2 separate regions of the Homo sapiens genome follow, and region 2 is linked to region 1. Evidence: chromatin loops called from intact Hi-C (ENCODE). Cell type or tissue: heart right ventricle. All regions are shown on one strand. Each heading gives the region's core, and the rest is flanking DNA. Links, peaks and the distances in the headings are about the cores only.

Evidence for each region. Peaks named below come from ENCODE experiments on the same cell type or tissue, not always from the same donor. Only the 100,000 strongest peaks of a DNase experiment are listed, where the experiment ranks them.
Region 2: a loop joins it to region 1, with 1.9 times the contacts of the local background. A loop is called at or near these places in 3 of 110 quality-filtered maps.

What each region holds. Positions count from the first base shown.
Region 1 is chr12:77,842,095-77,847,488 of GRCh38, reverse strand. All of the region lies in intron 1 of NAV3 (neuron navigator 3), which reads right to left. Among named protein-coding and RNA genes, the nearest start is that of NAV3, 14 kb to the right of the region's middle. In heart right ventricle, for the core only: no CTCF peak of the experiment used is centred there; no DNase peak of the experiment used is centred there; H3K27ac peaks cover 1,496 bases.
Region 2 is chr12:77,902,998-77,908,391 of GRCh38, reverse strand. All of the region lies in intron 1 of NAV3 (neuron navigator 3), which reads right to left. Among named protein-coding and RNA genes, the nearest start is that of NAV3, 75 kb to the right of the region's middle. In heart right ventricle, for the core only: no CTCF peak of the experiment used is centred there; no DNase peak of the experiment used is centred there.

The DNA of each region.
Region 1 (5,394 bases), core at 98-5,097:
ACCCTTTTCATTTTCTCAGCTTGATTCACATAGATCATACATAAGAGCTAAAGAAAATGTGTTTAGTGCCTGAGGGAATTCATTTTCTGCCTGGGATAACTAGACAAAATGTGATGCAATTCCTCCCCTGAATTTAAAATGTTTTGTTATCTTGAAGGCAATTTTCCTCATCCAATAAAAACAGAGAAGGAAAACGGGTGACCTTTAAAAACATATTTTTGAAATCGAAGATTCTCACACACAGAAATGCCTCTGATAATTTTGGGTGTAGACAGATGCTCTCTTCCTCTTTGTACTCCCCACACATTCTGTCAATGGCCTATTGTTAAAGTGTGGACTTTCTCCTAGACCACATCCTGTCTGTCTTACAGAGGAGAAGCATACTGTTGAAGTGAAAAGAAAGTCTTGATATCTGTGTGTAGTCTCTGAAGGTATAGAAAAAACAAATTCACTGCAGTACCTCAAGATATCATTATATTCAACTCAGGGCCCGTAAGATTTAGGTTGGAAATTTCCTGATGATGAACTCATGGAACTAAGACATGTTTGTTTTATTGACAAATCAAAGCTTTTTTCATAAAAGGAAAGTGTATTATTTTCATTGCCAACACTGGTTAAAAATGGTAGGAAAAAGGGATGAAGAGCAAATGTATATATTTGAACCTCATTGAAAAAAAATCATTCTCCTTTGAATAAAACCTCTGAAGAAGCTACTTCTAATTTGAAAAATTCCTGTTAAAGAAAGGACATTTCCCATTAAATCTGAAATAGATAATTGACAGCATCTAACAACGAATCCTTAATTTAACAAGGCAATAATATATTTAAAAATTGATAAATATGAGATCTCCAACTACTATAAAATTAGAACTAATAATTAGACTATTATAGAAAACTAGAATGAAATCAAGGAGAAAATCAAGGAAATTGGACTCATAACTCGAGTAACCAATCATCCCAGTTTGCCTGGGACTGAAGAATCTCCAAAACAAGACACTGCGCACTAAAATCAGCACAGTCTGAAGATAACCAGTACAGTTGGTCAGCCTATGTGATAACTCATTTATTCTTCCAACATTTTCGTATTTATCCTTCAAGAGATTTTTCTATTAGAATTATCTTCCTGCATATATTATCCTCACTATTTCTAAATACATTGCATTCATTCATTATGCAAACACAAAATGAATTAACTTTTAGAGAATAAACTCCTGACAGTGGATTCTCAGATAGTTCATACCTAAAGCAATAAACACAAAATCTGAATCTCTATTAATAGATTTTAATGGAGGAGGATCTGAAATTACAGACACTTTGTCATTTAGTATTGGATGTGTTTTTGGTTTTGGTGCTTATCAACTCTTGAGTGAATTCATTTCTCAGCTACATAAGCCTATCCCTTTCCTCTCCAATCTTCGTTCATCCGGAATTGGAGATATGACTCAGAGATCAGTAATCTTTATGTGCTTTTTGGAGTGCACTGCATTGTAAAGCTAGTATTTTGGTACACTTAATGTTTAAAGAATTAAACTAATCAGCCAGGCCCAGTGGCTCAAGCCTGTAATCCCAGCACTTTGGGAGGTTGAGGTGGGCAGATCACCTGATGTCAGGGGTTCGAGACCAGCCTGAGCAACATGGAGACACCCCGTCTCTACTAAAACTACAAAATTAGCTGGGCATGGTGGCATGTGCCTGTAATCCCCGCTACTTGGGAGGCTGAGGCAGGAGAATCACTTGAACCCAGGAGGCGGATGTTGCAGGGAGCCAAGATCGTGACATTGCACTCCAGTCTGGGCAACAAGAGTGAAACTCCATCTCAAAAAAAAAAAAAAAAAAAGTATTAGCCTAATCAAACTTAATGAAAATATGAAAAAATAGAAAACCTCTAAAAGATATCACTAATATCCAAAACTTCAATAGATGAGAAAATTTCTGTCTATTCCACATTGGTTTTTTAATTGACTTAAACATAGGAGGAAAAAACATTCAACAATGGTGAAGTAAAGCGTGATGATTTGTAGATATGCTTCTTTCTGCAATAAAATAAATAAAGTACTTGGGTTCTTTTAAGTGTTGTAGCAAAAATCTGAAATAAAGTCATTCAATATTAGGATGTTATAGGTTCTTAGTCAAAGTCCAAGAGCACATGGTCCTCTCTTCTAAAGGCAGTGCCAGACTGCACTGAGCCCCAATCTAAGCACAAACCCATCTGAGCTCTATCCCATAAATCACTACTAAGATTGTTTTTCTTCAAAACAAGACTGCCTGAATTTGGGAAGTGTATTTGTATTCCACAAGATTCCTTTTATTAAAATAGATGGATCCAGGAGCTATTGAATATCATATATATATATACACACATATACATATTTATACAAAACTGTGTGTAAATTTTTCTCGTTAGTTCTATGCTTATTGATATTCTAAAAAAAGAATAGCCTGTGCTAAAAATTGTGTGTTTGTAGGTCTCATTTGCTTCCAAAAATGATAGGTAATGTCTTAACGTTATTATGATGCTATAACAGTACGCTTTTATTTCTGGCTACAATTAAGTGAGGTTGCTATTCTTGTCCTAATCCCAAAGTCGAGAAAATTGAGTAAAAACATGCAAGATGACACAGTTGGAGTAAAGGACTCCAATTCAGGCCACCTGACTAGAAGTTTAGTGATTTCATATTAACTACTGCTGCTGTAATGCTGTATGCAACATATACTCTACATATTTAGACTACAGGATGAATAAGTATGCCCATGTATCATATGTAGGTATATGTATATGACTATATTCTTTCTGCCCAACGAAAAAATATTTAATAGAACCATTAAAATAAAAATTTAAAACAAGTCCATATAGAATGGAGGGATAAGGGGAGAAAATAATAATTAAAATCTGGAATAAAAATGTTAGTGAGAAATTTTTTATTTAAACTACATTGTATTATCCCTATAAACACAACTCAAAAAAATTTATTGCACACCTAGAAGCAAGTAAAGTTGTGACTCTCCTGACCAAATATTAGCTCATGCTTTGGGCATTGCTATGGTCTGAATGTGACCTTCAAATTCATATGTTGAAACTTAATCACCAATGTGATAGCTTTACAGGTTGGGCCTTTAAATGATGATTAAGTCATGAGGATGGAGCCCTCATAGATGGGAATAAGGCCCCTATAAAAGGGCTTGAAAGAGTGGGTTCATTCTCTTTTGGCCTTCTGCTGTGTGAAGACATGGCATCCCTCCCCTGTGGACGATGCAGAAACAATGTGCCATTTTGGAAGCAGAGTTAGCCCTTACCAGACACCAAACCTGCCGTCACCTCGATCTTAGACATCCCAGGCTCCAGAACTGTAAGAAATAAATTTCTGTTGTTCATAAATTACCCAGTCTGTAGTATTTTGTCATAGCAGCACAAATGCACTGATTAAAGCAACATTACTCACTTAATCTTAACAGCTCAACAGCTCAGATCCAAATGTGTGGACGACCCCTAGCCACTGTACAGAATTGCACAGCAAAAATTTTATGTATCGGCCTTTCCTCTAGCTTTATCCTTTTCTAGTGTTCTTTTCTTCATATAATCCCATTTTATTTGCATATGTTTTGAAATTTTATATATTTTGTATGTTTTTAATTCTACTAAATCTTTTTTTTTTTTAAACAAGACAGGGTCTAAATTGGTTGTAAACTGGGGCAATGCCCCCCGCCCTTTGTGAGATGTTTGGCATTGGCATTGTCTGGATATATTTTTGATCGTCACAATTAGAGACGGCAAACCTGTTCTAAATAAAACAATTACATCCAGACCTACAGTAAAAGCTATGATTGTTTAAAATCTGCATTATAATCATTTCTGTGGCTTCTAGGTAATATTGAATAGGAATTTAATATTGAAAAAATGAATATAGATTCCTAAAAAGAACCTAAAAAGACACCTAAAATGACTATAGATTCCTAAAAAAAAAAAATAGGAATTTAATATTCAAAGAACCCCAGGTTCTTTTTAGGAATCTATATTCAATCTGTTTTTCTAAGTATATTTTCTATAATGCCTATAAGATACACACACAAACACACACACACACACACACACAAATGATTAACAAAAACAAGGAAAGTTACCTGGGGTCCACAGTGCAGACCTGGAAGTGGTAACTGAAAGGGTTTACATTTACCGAAATAGTCTTTTTTTTTGTAATACAATAGGTCTAGCTGGAATCAGAAGACAATAGCTGAGAGAACATATTGTTGGAGATAATAGTAAACCTTGTATTCAATGGAGGAAGGCAACACACAAGTGTGGATATCAAAAAGCCAGCCAAAGGAAGGAAGAAATAGTATAAAAAGCAGGTGCTTTGAGGAGAAAAGAAATGTGAAACAGAATCCAAATAATATATGAGTCAAAATAATAACATAAAAAGTTCTGGCAAAAATATCACCCTGTAGAAATTCAATAAATTGTCCAAAAAAAAGGTACAGCAAGTTTATATGAAAGATGTGAGCATTCAGGGACAATAAAGAGAAATATATAATCTGTACATTTTTTAAGCCTAAAAAGTGAGCAATTTAACTTGATCCAAGCTGAAGCTAAACAATGAACACTGCTGAAGAGAAGGAGAAACCTGGATACAAATAGTCTTATACCACAACTAAATCTACAGACAAATTACCTTAGAAATTCACCTTGCATTTAAAAAGAGATTGTTCGGTGTAATATTCTTTATATGTGCTTATCATGGTCTGAAAGGATTGTAATATGAGCTTCTTCTTTTGATGCTGAGTTTTCCAGTGATCCATTCACACATTCCCACTCGGTGACCCTTGGAACCACTTTGCAATGAGCTGACAGAAGTTTCACAATACCTCCAAGCCAAGAGAGAGGACACCTCCTTACACAACAATGCAGTCACCTATTTGGCATCATCTAGTATCCCGCCAATGCCTCCTTCTTGCTGGATACTTGACTTCACCCGATTTGTTAAACTTCTCTTCTACAATTCAGATCGTACACAGTCTTGGCCTTTCTGGTTCCCAGCTCTGACAGAGAGTTTCCAGGTCCAGCAAGAAAATAATGCTAATAACAGGTATTGAAGCAAGTTGAAGCAAGGGTGCAGGACCAAGAGAGAGACCTGCTTTCAGGATGTGAGACTGGATGAGCAGGTTGGAACAGAAGAAATTAAAAATAGCTAGAAAGATCCTAAGGTGGGAAACAGACCACAGTGAGCTTTTTATATGGTATTTGTGTATATCTGGACCTGGTCTACTTTTAAAAGCTGGGTTAACTGCAAGATCTTTATTTAGTAACTTGAGTGTCATTATGGTTCTTCTCTTATTCAGTGTTTTGCTTTAAAAGATATATCCCTGTAATTCTGGACAACTTATTGACAATCTGAGCAC
Region 2 (5,394 bases), core at 314-5,313, 61 kb before region 1:
ATAAAAGACTTCCAAGCTTTTCAGTGAAGGACAATGTATTTAGCCCACAAGAAGTTATAAACCATATGTCAGCTCCAATACTTTCTTGAGGCATATGTTTTTGGCTTCATATTATATTTACAATACAGTGAGTTTAATATTTATGTTTATTTTCCAATATGTAATTAGTAGTCTATGTGAAAATAAACAGTTTTGAATATAAGTTGTTTTGGAACATCATGCTGACAAATAAACGTATAATTTGTGATTGCTACTTACATACAACAGCTCATTATGTTTTAAAATAATAAAATATAGTAAATATGCTAAAAACCACTGTAAACCACAACTCTATAGTATCTACATGGGAGTGGTTTAGTTCCAGCTTTCAAAAATATTATGGAAGGAAATTCTGTGGCAATCACTTTGTGTTTAATATGCATGTCATCAATTTTATTCAGCCATTTACTCTGAGAAAGAAAAGTTGATAAACATCCACACATCCTTACAAGTATGTGATACACATGTAACGTTATGTAGACAAGAAATAGTGCAGTGAGTTAACATTTACTGAGCCTGTTCACCGGCTCAGTATCACATATGTGTGGAATATATTGACAAATTAGCTTGCTCTTAGGTGTTTAGTCTTAGAAAATGGTACTGGAGTCTTAGCTTTCTTAACTAAAAATCAGGTGTAATGATACCTCTTCTATAGGGTTGTTATGAGGACTCCTACATATAAAACAGATAAATACAATATTGAAGATTGTATAAAAGTCTTTTCTCCTTCCACAAACACATTGCTACTTAGTTATTCTAAAGTTAACGTTTGGTTGAAATGGCACATCACTGCCCTAAAAGTGTTCATGCATTTTTCCATTCATGTGATAGAGATAGCTAGTGATACCTGTTACTAATTATTACAAGGAAATAATCAGGAAGTCTGAAGTGGGTAAGTTTTATAAAAGAGATGAAATTGAGCTCGATCTTGAGACATGAGAAGGTTACCAAAAACTCTCACCTGGAGGCAACTAGAAACTACTTCAACCAAAGTTCAACCTGTAGAAAGACAAAAAGCAATGGCTTTCCACATAGATGAATAAAATTGGCAAAGACACAGACTTGGGAATACATACATGTTACCTGAATGAGCTATCATCTCTCCTGATGCTAGGCCCTTGTACACGCTCTTCCTTCACACATGGCTTTCGCCACCACCCTGGAACTCCATTATGTAAGAGACTTTGATTTACCTTTGTTTATTGAGTAGCTAGCATGAGCCTGTCACACAGGAAATTCAAGCTGGACAAAGGATGTCAGATTTGAAATCAGATTTTAGAGTTTTTGACGGATGAGTGACAATCAGCATAGCTTCTTAGAAAGTAGAGATAATGGAGTCTGGGAGGGCTGCTTGAAGGGCACTGAAGCCATATAGATAGACCAGGATGGTGGCAAATAAGTGAAAAACAAAAGATGTAACTATTAAGTAATGACAGAAGTTGGCAACTGTATTTCATATAGGTAAAATATTTATTTTCTTCAAAATTATATAGGGTTAGCAGTTTTACTCCTGGTCAATATAAATGTTAGTAGTTCAATATTTAACACTTATACAGATTTACTATGTGCCAGACATTCATCCAAACTCTTATATGAATTAAATCATTAAGTTATCACAACATCCCTGTAATGTGGATACTATTATTATTTCCATTTTACTAAGGAAGGGAGATCAAGAAACATGTCCAAATCACATAACTAGTGTCTGGTGCCACTGAGATTTGAACTCAGATTGTGTGGCTCAGTCGGAGTTTTAATAGTCTGCTAAAATACCTGGACATTATTTCCTAATCCCTCAACCTAGTCCATTGCCACCAATATTTTTTTTTCTTTACTGGCAGTATTAATGATTGTCTCAATATATCATTCAAATATAAAATGCAGTGTGTTTTTTATACTGATTGCAATAAACATAAACTCATGCAAAGAAAATTTAGGTGAAAATGGAATTTATTATAAAGATTCAGAGGTTCGTCTTTCCTAAGGGCGATCTGCTGGCTCTTTCCAATAAGCTGTTAATTGGAAATTAATTGGAAAGCATTGGGGAACAAAAGCTTGTTTGCTTTCTCTCATTTTTCTTTGTCTCTCTGTCTCTCTGCCTTTCTGTGTGTGGATGTGTGTCTGTCTGTCTGTGTTTATCTCTAATGTATTTCAACCCTGCTTTTCCCTGCTTTATTCTTCTCTCATTGTACAGAAATTGGTTTTCTTTGCAAGTTTGCGGCAAATTCAGCTCCTATATATCTGAGTTAATCAATCCAGTGCCTATAGCTCTCTACCTTTCCTGCATGCTCCACAATTTTCAGGGAGAAGAAATGGAATTGGTATAGCTTAGATCAGAAGTTCACCTTTTGTCTAATCAGAAGTGACCAGAGGGAGCAAGGTCTAGTGACAGTTAACTACCCAGTAGATCGTGGGAACGGTACTCACGAAAGTGATGGGAGTTGGCAGGCCATCATGTCATGTCCAGTAGTTAACAGCAATCTAAATGTTCTAGTTAGCTCAAAATGTTTCCACTGTACTCAATGTACAAAAGTAAATTATTGTAGTAATTTTTGTGCTCATATTGTTATGGGTCTGGTCAGCCATATTTAATACACGTTTTAGTAAACAATAAGATAATTACTATTACAAAAGCTAAACATACTATTCCTGGATTGTGGGTTGTATTGTCATTTACTCCAAAAACTTCCAAGAGTAAGAAATGCATTAAATTTAGACATAAAATACAGAAGATATAAATATGTAACTTAATATGTAGAAAGAAAACATAAACAGAATATATTTGAAAGTAAATGTGAAAAAGGAAAAAAATACAGTAAGTTATGGCACCAAAGATTCATACTCTTAGACAAATCACACTAAGTCTCTGGATTCTCAACAGTCCTATAAGTGAGGGTCACTGGACTCATGTATTTTGAAGATCCTCTCTATTTTTAAAATTTTATAGTAATTTTTTCCCTATAAAGAGAAGTTAAGGTAATGATCTAAAATCTAAAGAGAATTCCTTTCAAACAAAATGAATCACTGATGATATAAAGAATGCATAGGAAAGAAAAAGCATTTTTCCCACTTAAATACTGCTAGTAATAAATACAGAGGCAATATATTTTGTGTTTCCCCCAAAGCAATTCTATAAATTTTAATACATCTATTCATCTTGAATCTCAAAATCCAAGATTTTGGTATTAGAAAAGCCCCAGATCCCTGAAGACATTGTTACCATTTTTGTATGACAAAAGGTGAACTTTCAATGAAATAATTTGAGATGAATTCAAATGCATTTGGAGACCACGGGGAGAATATACTGACTTCTCTATCACAAAGCATTAAATATGAGAATAACTGATTTCTGCATTGAATACATACTCATTTCAAATCGCTTTCTTACTTTTTTTTTTTAAATAAGATACTTCCTCAAATTAAAGCAACCATATGGTACAACCAGCACTTCAGAAAGCAAACACCAACTCTGACACAGATAAAGTATAGAAGAAAAATTACAGTAGACATAAGTGTAATGAAAAAGTCATGAAAACAACTTTTGGTCTTAAGTCCAAAATAAGATAGGATAGAATTAAAGTGAATCTGGCAGTAGTTCTGAAGTAAATTTAATAAATACTGCTGTGTCCTTCTGTTCCCTGTTAGCTTGGTTTTCACGACCACCTACCTTTTGGAATAATCTTTACCACATTTTTCTTTTTTTTAAAAAATTATACTTTAAGTTTTAGGGTACATGTGCACAACGTGCAGGTTTGTTACATATGTATACATGTGCCATGTTGGTGTGCTGCACCCATTAACTCGTCATTTAGCATTAGGTATATCTCCTAATGTTATCTCTCCCCCTCCACCAACCCCATGACAGGCCCCAGTGTGTGATGTTCCCCTTCCTGTGTCCATGTGTTCTCATTGTTCAATTCCCAACTATGAGTGAGAACATGCGGTGTTTGGTTTTTTGTCCTTGCGATAGTTTGCTGAGAATGATGGTTTCCAGCTTCATCCATGTCCCTACAAAGGACATGAACTCATCATTTTTTATGGCTGCATAGTATTCCATGGTGTATATGTGCCACATTTTCTTAATCCAGTCTATCATTGTTGGACATTTGGCTTGGTTCCAAGTCTGTGCTATTGTGAATAGTGCCACAATAAACATATGTGTGCATGTGTCTTTATAGCAGCATGATTTATAATCTTTGGATATATACCCAGTAATGGGATGGCTGGGTCAAATGGTAATTCTAGTTCTAGATCCCTGAGGAATAGCCACACTGACTTCCACAATGGTTGAACTAGTTTACAGTCCCACCAACAGTGTAAAAGTGTTCCTATTTCTCCACATCCTCTCCAGCACCTGTTGTTTCCTGACTTTTTAATGATCGCCATTCTAGGTGGTGTGAGATGGTATCTCATTGTGGTTTTGATTTGCATTTCTCTGATGGCCAGTGATGATGAGCATTTTTTCATGTGTCTTTTGGCTGCATAAATGTCTTCTTTTGAGAAGTGCCTGTTCATATCCTTCACCCACTTTTTGATGGGGTTGTTTGTTTCTTTCTTGTAAATTTGTTTGAGTTTATTGTAGATTCTAGATATTAGCCCTTTGTCAGATGAGTAGGTTGCAAAAATTTTCTCCCATTCTGTAGGTTGCCTTTTCACTCTGATGGTAGTTTCTTTTGCTGTGCAGAAGCTCTTTAGTTTAATTAGGTCCCATTTGTCAATTTTGGCTTTTGTTGCCATTGCTTTTGGTGTTTTAGACATGAAGTCCTTGTCCATGCCTATGTCCTGAATGGTGTTGCCTAGGTTTTCTTCTAGAGTTTTTATGGTTTTAGGTCTAACATTTAAGTCTTTAATCCATCTTGAATTAATTTTTGTATAAGGTGTAAGGAAGGGATCCAGTTTCAGCTTTCTACATATGGCTAGCCAGTTTTCCCGGCACCATTTATCAAATAGGGAATCCTTTCCCCATTGCTTGTTTTTGACAGGTTTGTCAAAGATCAGATGGTTGTAGATATGCGGCATTATTTCTGAGGGCTCTGTTCTGTTCCATTGGTCTATATCTCTGTTTTTGTACTAGTACCATGCTGTTTTGGTTACTGTAGCCTTGTAATATAGTTTGTAGTCAGGTAGCGTGATGCCTCCAGCTTTGTTCTTTTGGCTTAGGATTGTCTTGGCGATGCGGGCTCTGTTTTGGTTCCATATGAACTTTAAAGTAGTTTTTTCCAATTCTGTGAAGAAAGTCATTGGTAGCTTGATGGGGATGGCATTGAATCTATAAATTACCTGGGGCAGTATGGCCATTTTCACGATATTGATTCTTCCTACCCATGAGCATGGAATGTGCTTCCATTTGTTTGT